Regions from separate parts of the Mus musculus genome. Here all the other regions are linked to region 2. Evidence: chromatin loops called from intact Hi-C (ENCODE). Cell type or tissue: heart. All regions are shown on one strand. Links, peaks and the distances in the headings refer to the core of each region. The heading gives the core; the rest is flanking DNA.

Region 1 (3,000 bases), core at 132-2,631, 150 kb after region 2:
ATCAAATGAGACTACGCCCTGCGCGCATGCTCCTGGACGGCACGCCGTTCGCGCGGCGCCGAGTGACATCACTGACAAGCGCCAACAGGAAGGGCGCAGCGCGTCGCACGTGTCCGGAGGCGGCGGGCGGGCCCATGGCGAGCTCTGCGGGGCTGGCACTGTGCGCCCAGACGCTGGTGGTGCGAGGAGGCAGCCGGTTCCTAGCCTTCTCCACTACGGGCAGGTAAGAGGCCCGGGCTGAGGGCAGCGGGGCCGGCGCGGCAGTGTTCTGTGTCCTCCCGGATTCCCTGTCCTCGGCGCCTCTTCACCACGGCGCAACGCCCCGTAACCTGCCCGGCGGGTCCCGGGCGCTCTCTCTGTTCAGAGTAGGGGTACTTCCGGACTCTGAGGCGCCTGCGCTGCGCTGGGAGGGCTAAGTCACGTGGGTGTCGCATTGCCCAGGCTTCTAGGGGGTCCTGGTGTTCAATTTTGGCCCGCTTGGCACCTCCCTGATGAGGGTCATATATTAGGGAACCCTAAAGGTTTTCTCACTGAGCACAAAACATGCTCTATCTTTGGTCTGCGTCTTGCAACCGGGCTCTAGTTGCTCTTAAGGGATTTTGGGTTCTTAACCCGACTCCTCCCAAAGGCAGGACGCACGCAGAACCTGAAGTGAGCATCTCCCTAAAGACCCTTCACACGACATAAAGTTTTGCTTTATGTTATTTCTGTCTTTATGTATACGTTGTGCTCGGTCAAAGGATTCTTTGAGCAAGTAGTTGATTACCACGAGCCTAGAGGATCAGTGGCAGTCCGTATCGGCTTCTTTTTTTCCCCTTCCCGTTTAGTTTTGGTACATGTGAAGATTAGGAACGTTCCTCAATTTGTGCCTTTTGGGGAATGCCATTGGCCAACAAAGTTTCAGACTTGGAAAATGACTCTTCTTTCTGCAGTTGAGTGTTTAACTGGAGAAGTCTTTGGTGCCTGCCACTTTATAGGTTGTCAGGGTACAGGGTCAGAGCAAAAGAAGGGAGCTTAAGTTCTGATTTGGAAAGTGTTTGATTCCCACATGAGTAAGAGCCTGGAGCTCACGGGGGCAGGTGAGACTTGTTTCTGAATTCTGTAAAGACAGCCTCAGCAGTTATAAATTTGGGAGGAAAGCCGAGTTGAAAAATAATACCAGAGGGCTTGAAGAACTGGCTGTTCTTCCAGAGGTCCCGAGTTCAATTCCCAGCAGCTACATGGCGATTTATAACCATGGATAATGAGATCTGGTGCCCTCTTCTGGTATGCAAGCATACATGCAGGCAGAACACACACACGCACATGCACACATATATAATAAATTAATTAAAAAATCAGAACTGGTGGGGTAATGGGGGATGGAGGTGGAGGTGGTAGGGGCAGCGGTACTGGACACCTTTGATCCTGGCACTCAGGCAGAGGCAGGTGGATATCCAAGTTCAAGGCTAGTCTGGTCTACAGAGCAAGTTCCAGGACAGCCTGTGCTATACAGAGAAACTACCACCATAACAAAAAAAAAACAGTATCAGAATATAATTTCCTTAGAATCAACAGGTTGGCGGCTGGAAGAATACTATATTGATTAAGAGTACCATGGCACACTGATTGATGTATACTACTAGGAGGTTAAGCAATGGCAGTTCTTGGCTCTTCTCTGTCATGGCTAAGACCCATAATGTAATGACGATGGAATGTTTTTGTTCCAAGAGAAAGATGTTCACTCCTGTCTCTTCCCTTTAGTGATGATGACTGTGTCTTCACATACGACTGCAGTACTGCAGAGAAGAAGGCCACGCCAGAAGATAAAGGGTGAGATGGCAGGGAAGCACTTGTGGTTTGAGCAGTGAGCCCGGGGAATAGCACACTCGCTGAAGTTCTAGGTCTGGTTACCTAGCTGTGAGGCTAGGCTTGGTTCCATTTCAGAGAGGAACATGGAAGGAACTTTAAATGGAGGCATTCAGAATATGTAGGACCTTCTCAAATACTTTTAGATTTTTTTTGTCTTGTTTTAATTTTAATTTCTTTAGTATTCATTTTTGTTGCTGGCCCTTTAAAGTAACAGTGACCATTTCAAATGAAGTGTATTGAGGGCAGGTGTGGGGAATTAACTAATTGAAAGGTACAGAGCAGCCTGTGACTGTTTTGTGTGGTGGCTTGGTCTTGGGACTCCGTTTGTTACTAATTTTATCGGTCCCTGCCTCTAGCCTTGGGTTAGTCCATGTCTGTGAGGGCTAGACCATGTGATGTCTGCGAGTCCTTCCAGCCTCTGCTGGATGTTAGCCTGTTGAGTTAGGTTTCATGCTTGGGAAATTAGAGCTGTTCTCTGAACATCCCTGGGTCCCCTGAGTCTGCCATCACACTCTGGCTGCATGAACTGACTGACCAACATCTTCCACTTCACCTGTGTTAGGATGGACAAGCCCGGCAACTCAGGCGAGGCCTAATTGTTTCCTTTTCTCTCCCTGCCCTTTCAGGGAGGACGGACAGCCCGCAGACACAGGGAGTGACTCGATTCTGGCGTCCACCTTCTCCAAGTCTGGCCGCTATTTTGCTTTAACAGATGACAGTAAGCGTCTGATTCTTTTCCGTACAAAACCATGGCAATGTCTGAGTGTCAGGTATGAAATGCTAACATTGAGTCATTAAGATGTCCTTGTACTTGCATGTCAGTAGCCATAGTGACAGTAACCGTTGTAATAAGCAGCTAACATGAAGTATCAGCTACGTGTGAGACTGACTGAAAACTAACAGCATGTGGGGGTGGGGGTGGGGGGTGGCATGGGCCCGTTCTCGCACCCGTTGGGTGGTGTGAGGGTTAAGCAGCCAGTTTTGGGCTGTTTAGCTAGGACAGCCTGTGCAGAGGCTGCAGTGCCAGCACTCAGTGACACTGTGCCACTGTGCCTTCCTGTTTTCCACGGGGCTGCAGCCTCATGCCCAGCAGGAGTGGGACTGTTAGTTAGCTCATGCTCCAAGTGTCATGTCCAAGACTGGGTAAGT
Region 2 (3,000 bases), core at 357-2,856:
CTCATATATATCCACCAGTCTCTGCCTTCCAAACATGGGATAAAAGGTGTGCATTGAGTTTTATATCCTTTAAGAAGAGGGAAGATAAATGACTGGAGAAGTATTGGGGTCTCGTATCACTCACTGATAGATAGATAGATAGATAGATAGATAGATAGATAGATAGATCTTGGCACTGCCTGTGCAAGATCAATACCAGTATTTTATCACTTGCTTCCCAGCTTGCCTTTTAAACTTTTTACATTTGAAGCCAGGTGGTGTTGGTACACACCAGGAAGGCTCAGCACTCAGGACCCAGAGGCGGGTGGATCCCTGTAAGTTTAAGGCCAGCCTGGTCTACAAAGTGAGTTCCGGGACAGCCAGGGCTACACAGAGAAACCCTATCTTGGAAAACAAAACCAACCAGACAAAGAAACAAAACAAAAAGTGGAAAGATGCCTGTATACTTAGAGCCTTGGGAGCCATAGAAGGCCACCAACAGGAATAGATGTCACCAGGTCTGTATTCTTTTAAACTCTCTGTCATGTCAGCTGGAGCAATATTATACCAGCTGTATTAGTTACTTGTAGTTGAGGGAGAGAGAGCCCAGTGATACAATGCATGGCGAAGTATGAAGTGGTTATCCCTGCCCTCACAGACATACCCAGAAGCCTCTTCTCCATAACTCAGAAAAGTGGATTTAAACATTACACCAACCAAGGCTCGGGATGTCATTCAGTTGATAGAGTGCTTGCTTAACATACAGCATCATATAAACCTATTTGGTAGTACACACTGGTAACCCTAGCACTCAGGATGGTAAGAGATTCAGAAGGATCAGAAGTTCAAGGTCATCTGTAGCTGTACATAGTAGCTATGTAGCCTGATGCATACACAAGACCATCCCATGGAGAAACAAAAAACAAAACACGCTCAATAAAACAAACATCGTAGCAGCCTGTGTCTATATATGTGTCACAGGGCTTATTCTTCTAATGTCTCCAAATAAGAGATAAATAGATGTGACAGGGGAAGATGAATGGGTGAGGCATGGATAGTTGGGTAGCTTAATTAGTGAGGGGTGAATGGGCGTGTGGGAAGAAAGAAGGATGAACAAACTAATGGTCTGGTGGACCTGATCGGGTCATTCATCCTGGTTCCAGTAACCAGGTTAACTAGTGAGAGCCTGTGAGGAGACCCCAGCTTCCCACAACCCTCTTCCACGGTTCGTCCTCGGATGGAAGTGGCTCTATAGCCAGAGAGAGCAGATAAAGTCATCCAACCAAGATGACCCCGCAGCCTGGGTCTCTGCCTGAGATAACGGAGATTAGGCTCTGCCTGGAAATTTGGTGACTTGAAGGTGAGCCTTGTGACTGTGAGGATGCTGTGGTTTAAGGCCCTCCAGGAGGCCGGACAGAGCCCCTTATCTACAGCTGCACTGGTGGGAGGCCTGGGACAGGAGGGCCAGCAAGGGGAGAGGGCGCGGTCCCAGCGGCGGGAGCGGGAAACAGCGGTGCTGAGCACGCGCGGAGCGGCTGTCCACAGCCTAAGCCGCAAGCAATGCGCGGGACCCGCCCGGGCGCCAAGGAGTGCGCAGGCGCCAGGGTAGGGGCGGAGCCTCCTCATGCTCTTCGTCCCGCCCCCGCGCTGGCAGCACCTTTCCCAATTGGACAGAGTCGCTACGACGGGTGGGGAGAGCGTCGTCGCGTCGGGTGACGTCTCCGGAGGGACGTCGGCGTAGTCGGCAGCGTCGGCTGCCGTGCCTGAGTCGTCCGCTCGAAAATGGCGGAATACTTGGCCTCCATCTTCGGCACCGAAAAAGACAAGTGAGTAGGGCCGGCCTGCCGGGACTTGGGCTGGGGAGGCGACGGGCAGCGGGTGCCGGTCGAGGCAAGCGGCGGTGACGTCCAGGCGTGGCGGCTGGCTCGGGCCTGGAGACCTCGCGCGGCTCGGCGCCGCCGCCTCGTGGGCCGGGCGGCGGGACTGGCGGGCGGCTCGGGCTGGGCCTCGGCGCCTCGAGCTCCACCGCGGGCGCTCCATGCCGGGTTCTACGCGGGGCCCTGCCCCACGCCGCGCTCCCACTGCTGCCCGGGGCTTCTGTGGCGAAGTAACACGTTTCTTGCAACTTTAGGCTTTGAGTTATCGTGTCGGAAGTGCTGTGGCCCCGTCCTCTCTAGCATTCAGTGCTGGGGCCGACCTTTGGGAGCGGTTTCGACCGAATAAACCTCCTGCCTGCCTAAGCGTTGGCGGACCCGCCTTTCTTTTTAAATTAAGGTTTGCATTTCCGTAGCCAACTGTTAGGGTAAGAGGAAAAGGAATAGCAATATTCCCGCCTGTGGTCGTGTGCTGCGAGGCACATACTCATTTCCGCGTGTCGGCTGAAATTTAGGTTAAGGGGAATGTCTTCGGACACTTTCAAGGATAATTCCTACTTTGAAAACCTAAGGATTTAAGTATCTGGCTTAATCTGCTTCCAGTAAGTAGTCACCATCTTTATGTTTCTGAATCTTGTACAAGGTTTATGCAGATGTCAGTCACGGTGGTAAGCGTTTGCAATAGATAACGTTTTTGGTGCCACATTCTCACTCTTAAAATGTTCTGTTTTCCAGGATGGAGGCTGTCCGATCAGGCACCTTTATACAGTCTTCAGTGTTTGAAAGAGGGGATGTTTCTAAAAGTCTCATGCCTGAATCGGCAGTCACTCAAGAGACATTTAATTGGATGTTAGGTCTAGACCAGTCTTGGAGAATCAGCTGGAATAAAGTCTGGGTTCTCAGGAAGTCATGGAGGAAGGTTGTGCCTTGTGTTAAGGATGACTAAAATACATTAAAGGGACTAGAGAGATGACTCAGTGGTTCAGAGTGTGAACTGCTCTTGAAGAGGCCAGTAGTGTGGTTCCCTGAATCCCCTTTATTGCAATCTGATGTCCTACAACCACCTGTAGTGCCAGATCTTGGGAGATCCATTGCCTCTGGCCGCCACGGGCACCCCTCCCCCTCCCCATATATGTAATTTAAAGTA
Region 3 (3,000 bases), core at 132-2,631, 140 kb after region 2:
GAAGAGAGCTGGACACCAGCTGGGTCCTAGCTGCGTGCAGCACAGGAGAAGTGCTCGTTCCTAATTCCCTCCCCGAGGTCATGATGGCCCCCAAATGGTGAGGGGGCACACCAGGAAAACTTCACCAGAGTCTTGGGGAGTCAGGAAAAACCAAAAACCAGGGACGGGAAGGTAGGGTGGGGTCTCCCTATTTCACGATAAATAGCGTGTGTTCCTGAGGGCCTTGGAAATGCCAGCGCCCTTCTGTTCTCCCTGCTGGGTTGGCCATTTAGGAAGCACTACTCCATATCTAGAGCTAACATAGAGTCAAAGCCTTTGTATTACCAGTGAGGTCCAATCTTCCATCTCACTGTGAGCTGAAGTCTTAGGTTATGCGTCTGGCCCACCTCACTTCATGCTACTGACTTTTCGTTCTTTGCCTCCCCCACACCCCCGAGATCATATTTAACATCTCACCTTTGAGCACACTTTGTGTCTTGGGATGTAGCTCTTTCTCCTTTGCACTCTTCTCTGACTCTGTAGACAGCCTCACTACAGAAACCAGTTCTCCCGGGAACACCCTTGCCTCCAGGAGCACAGCCTGGGGAGAGCAGACAAGCAAAGATACTCACTTCGATAACAGCCATTACAATGTATTATATATTCATATTCACATGGCACACTTATTACAATGGTCATAACATATGGGAATTATGAATGCTCTGACAAATACCCCAAAAGCTGCAAGAAAAATATACCCCAAGTTCCAGGAAAATCACTATTAGCATCTGGGTAAATGAAAACAACTTTATTTCCCTAATCTTTGCAGAAATTTCCCAAAATAGGCACTTGGAAAGTTTTTATTAAAAATAAAGACTTTGCCAGCTTCGTTATACAAAGCTTCAGGATATCTTGGAGAAGAGCCTGGTTCTATGTTCTGCAGAAACCTGGGGCTCAGGGGTTGGGAGGATGGGAGACAGATGCTTCTGAGAAAAGCTCTTGCTGTCACGTGTCCTGCAAAGCCTCAGTTAGACAGACCTGTGTTGGGGGGAGGGGGGGAGCCTGTGTTAGCATGGGGGAGGGGGGAGGGAAGTGCTGGCCTCTGGATGGCAGCCATCATGCCGGCTGTAACACTCAGGCCTGGATCCTGGATGCAAGGCCCAGTTGGCTCTCAGCCCAAGACTCCTGGGTCTTAATACAGGGCAGCCAGTTTACTCTACTGGCTATTTTGTTACTTTACAAAATACTATGTTTCTTTTTGCAAAATTATCTCCCTACAGTTAGTAAAGTTGCAGAAACACTATCTACTAGTAAATAGGATGTAGATAATTGCTTCAGAAGTGTTACAATTTGAGAAGAATCTTATTGTAATTCAGCCGGCAACCGCTAAGGTATGTGTTAGATCCTAGGATGCTTCATGCTAGGGAGGGGGTTGGGGGGTGGAGCAAAAGAACCGGAAAACTTCTATTTATACTGATGATTCTCCGTGTGTGTACAAATTATGTGTACCGATACACGCTGGAAAAAAATCGCTGGGAGCAATATACCTGAAGGAATAATTAAACAGTGCCCATTTGACGACGGGAGCCCTCTGTCACCTGTATTTTATATTGCTGTGAGCATTTCCTGCTTTGGGGCCAGTTCAATGACAGCTCTTGACAAGCAAGCGCAGGGCCCTAGGTTCCATCCACCGAACCCAACCCAAACAAAACCCAATACTAGTTTTGCAGAGAAAGCCAGGTTTCGTTTTAAAAACAGCCTCAGTGACTCGGTTTCACTCCTGCAGAGAAAACCCTTCTGTCCGGGTCAGGTGAGCACAGGCCCTAGGACCCCTCTCCGCACCGGGCCCACGGGTGCAGTTAAGGGTCAGGCTAAGGGCCCGGTATGTCCCGCCCGTTAGCCCTTTACCTTCAGCGCCCGGATCCGTCCTCCCCGCAGGAGGAGAGAGACCGCCATGGCACAAATGCCAAGAGCGGAGGTCGCACTTAGGTACGTGACCTACTTGTGCACACGCACCACCCCAGGCTCCGCCCCGCGTCCACGTTCACCAATCGCACACCATGGTGGACCCAAGCGTTTGCGCGCGCATTCTGGGAGGGCTCCTTAAGGCCACGCCCCTAACTGAGTCCACCAATTCCGGGTTCGGGAAAGCGTGGGGTCCTCCCCTGGGTAGATCCCGCTGAAAGTCCCGCCCCTCCGATTTGGGCCTGCCCACCTTGCCCTGATCTCGCCCTTAACTCTGGTCTGTAACCTACCAAAATTGCACAGCTAGAATCATGTCCTTTGCGTTTCTGGTTCGACTTGAGAGACTTCTGTGTTTGGTGAGATCTTTGTGAGTTTGTTGTTTCTTGGAGATACAACTCGGTGGTAGTGCGCTTGCCCAGTAGGGGCGTGGTCTTGAACAAACAAACCAGAAGCTGGGCATGGAGGTGCCCACCTACCATACCAGCAGTAGGGCTAGTTCAAAGACAGCCTGCTCTTTTACAGAGTAACTGTAAAGATTGTTTGTAATCAATAGATAAACTTGGGGCTAGAGAGATGGCTCAGCGATTAAGAGCACTGACAGCTCTTCCAGAGGTCATGAGCTCAAATCCCAGCAACCACATAGTGGCTCATAACCCTCTATAGTGAGATCTGATGCCCTCTTCTGGTGTCTGAAAATAGCTACAGTATACTTATATATAACAATTAAGTGTGGGGGGGGGGGAGGAGAAAGAAAAGTACCTGTCATTTGTCCCTATTATACACACACACACACACACACACACACACACACATATATATATATATACTCACACACATGCACACCCAACTTCACCAGTTGAGGACCAAGCCTTTAACACACAAAGCTTTTTGGAGAACCATATCTAAGGCACAGCTGTGTTACAGTATGTGTTATTGGAATTCCTCTTCCCACTGATTGATTGGTGGCCCCTCGCACACGTTTGCCCAGTGCACAGTAAGTATTTCACATAGATGGTTATGTCTATACCTCCAATTTTCCACCAAGGAAAATTCAAT

Evidence for each region. A loop is a pair of places that touch in the nucleus more often than their neighbours do. Peaks named below come from ENCODE experiments on the same cell type or tissue, not always from the same donor. Only the 100,000 strongest peaks of a DNase experiment are listed, where the experiment ranks them.
Region 1: it touches region 2 in a loop (4-fold over the local background); 34 of 42 quality-filtered maps call a loop at or near these places.
Region 3: it touches region 2 in a loop (4-fold over the local background); 36 of 42 quality-filtered maps call a loop at or near these places.

What each region holds. Positions count from the first base shown.
Region 1 is chr17:31,509,390-31,512,389 of GRCm38, reverse strand. It overlaps Wdr4 (WD repeat domain 4), which reads left to right. Exons shown (of 11, transcript NM_021322.2): 1 at 1-223; 2 at 1,744-1,812; 3 at 2,478-2,621. The coding sequence starts at 6. Among named protein-coding and RNA genes, the nearest start is that of Wdr4, 1.6 kb to the left of the region's middle. In heart, for the core only: a CTCF peak has its summit at 1,261 (motif pointing left); no DNase peak of the experiment used is centred there; H3K4me3 peaks cover 1,099 bases; H3K27ac peaks cover 966 bases.
Region 2 is chr17:31,657,458-31,660,457 of GRCm38, reverse strand. U2af1 (U2 small nuclear ribonucleoprotein auxiliary factor (U2AF) 1) reads left to right here and starts at 1,704. Exons shown (of 8, transcript NM_024187.4): 1 at 1,704-1,805. The coding sequence starts at 1,762. In heart, for the core only: CTCF peaks have their summits at 1,440 and 1,647; a DNase peak (open chromatin) is centred at 1,607; H3K4me3 peaks cover 1,966 bases; H3K27ac peaks cover 1,898 bases.
Region 3 is chr17:31,519,149-31,522,148 of GRCm38, reverse strand. Ndufv3 (NADH:ubiquinone oxidoreductase core subunit V3) reads right to left here and starts at 2,034. Exons shown (of 4, transcript NM_030087.2): 1 at 1,888-2,034; 2 at 457-580. The coding sequence starts at 1,935. It also overlaps a transcript of Wdr4 not described here. In heart, for the core only: a CTCF peak has its summit at 1,349; DNase peaks (open chromatin) are centred at 1,128 and 2,068; H3K4me3 peaks cover 1,973 bases; H3K27ac peaks cover 1,579 bases.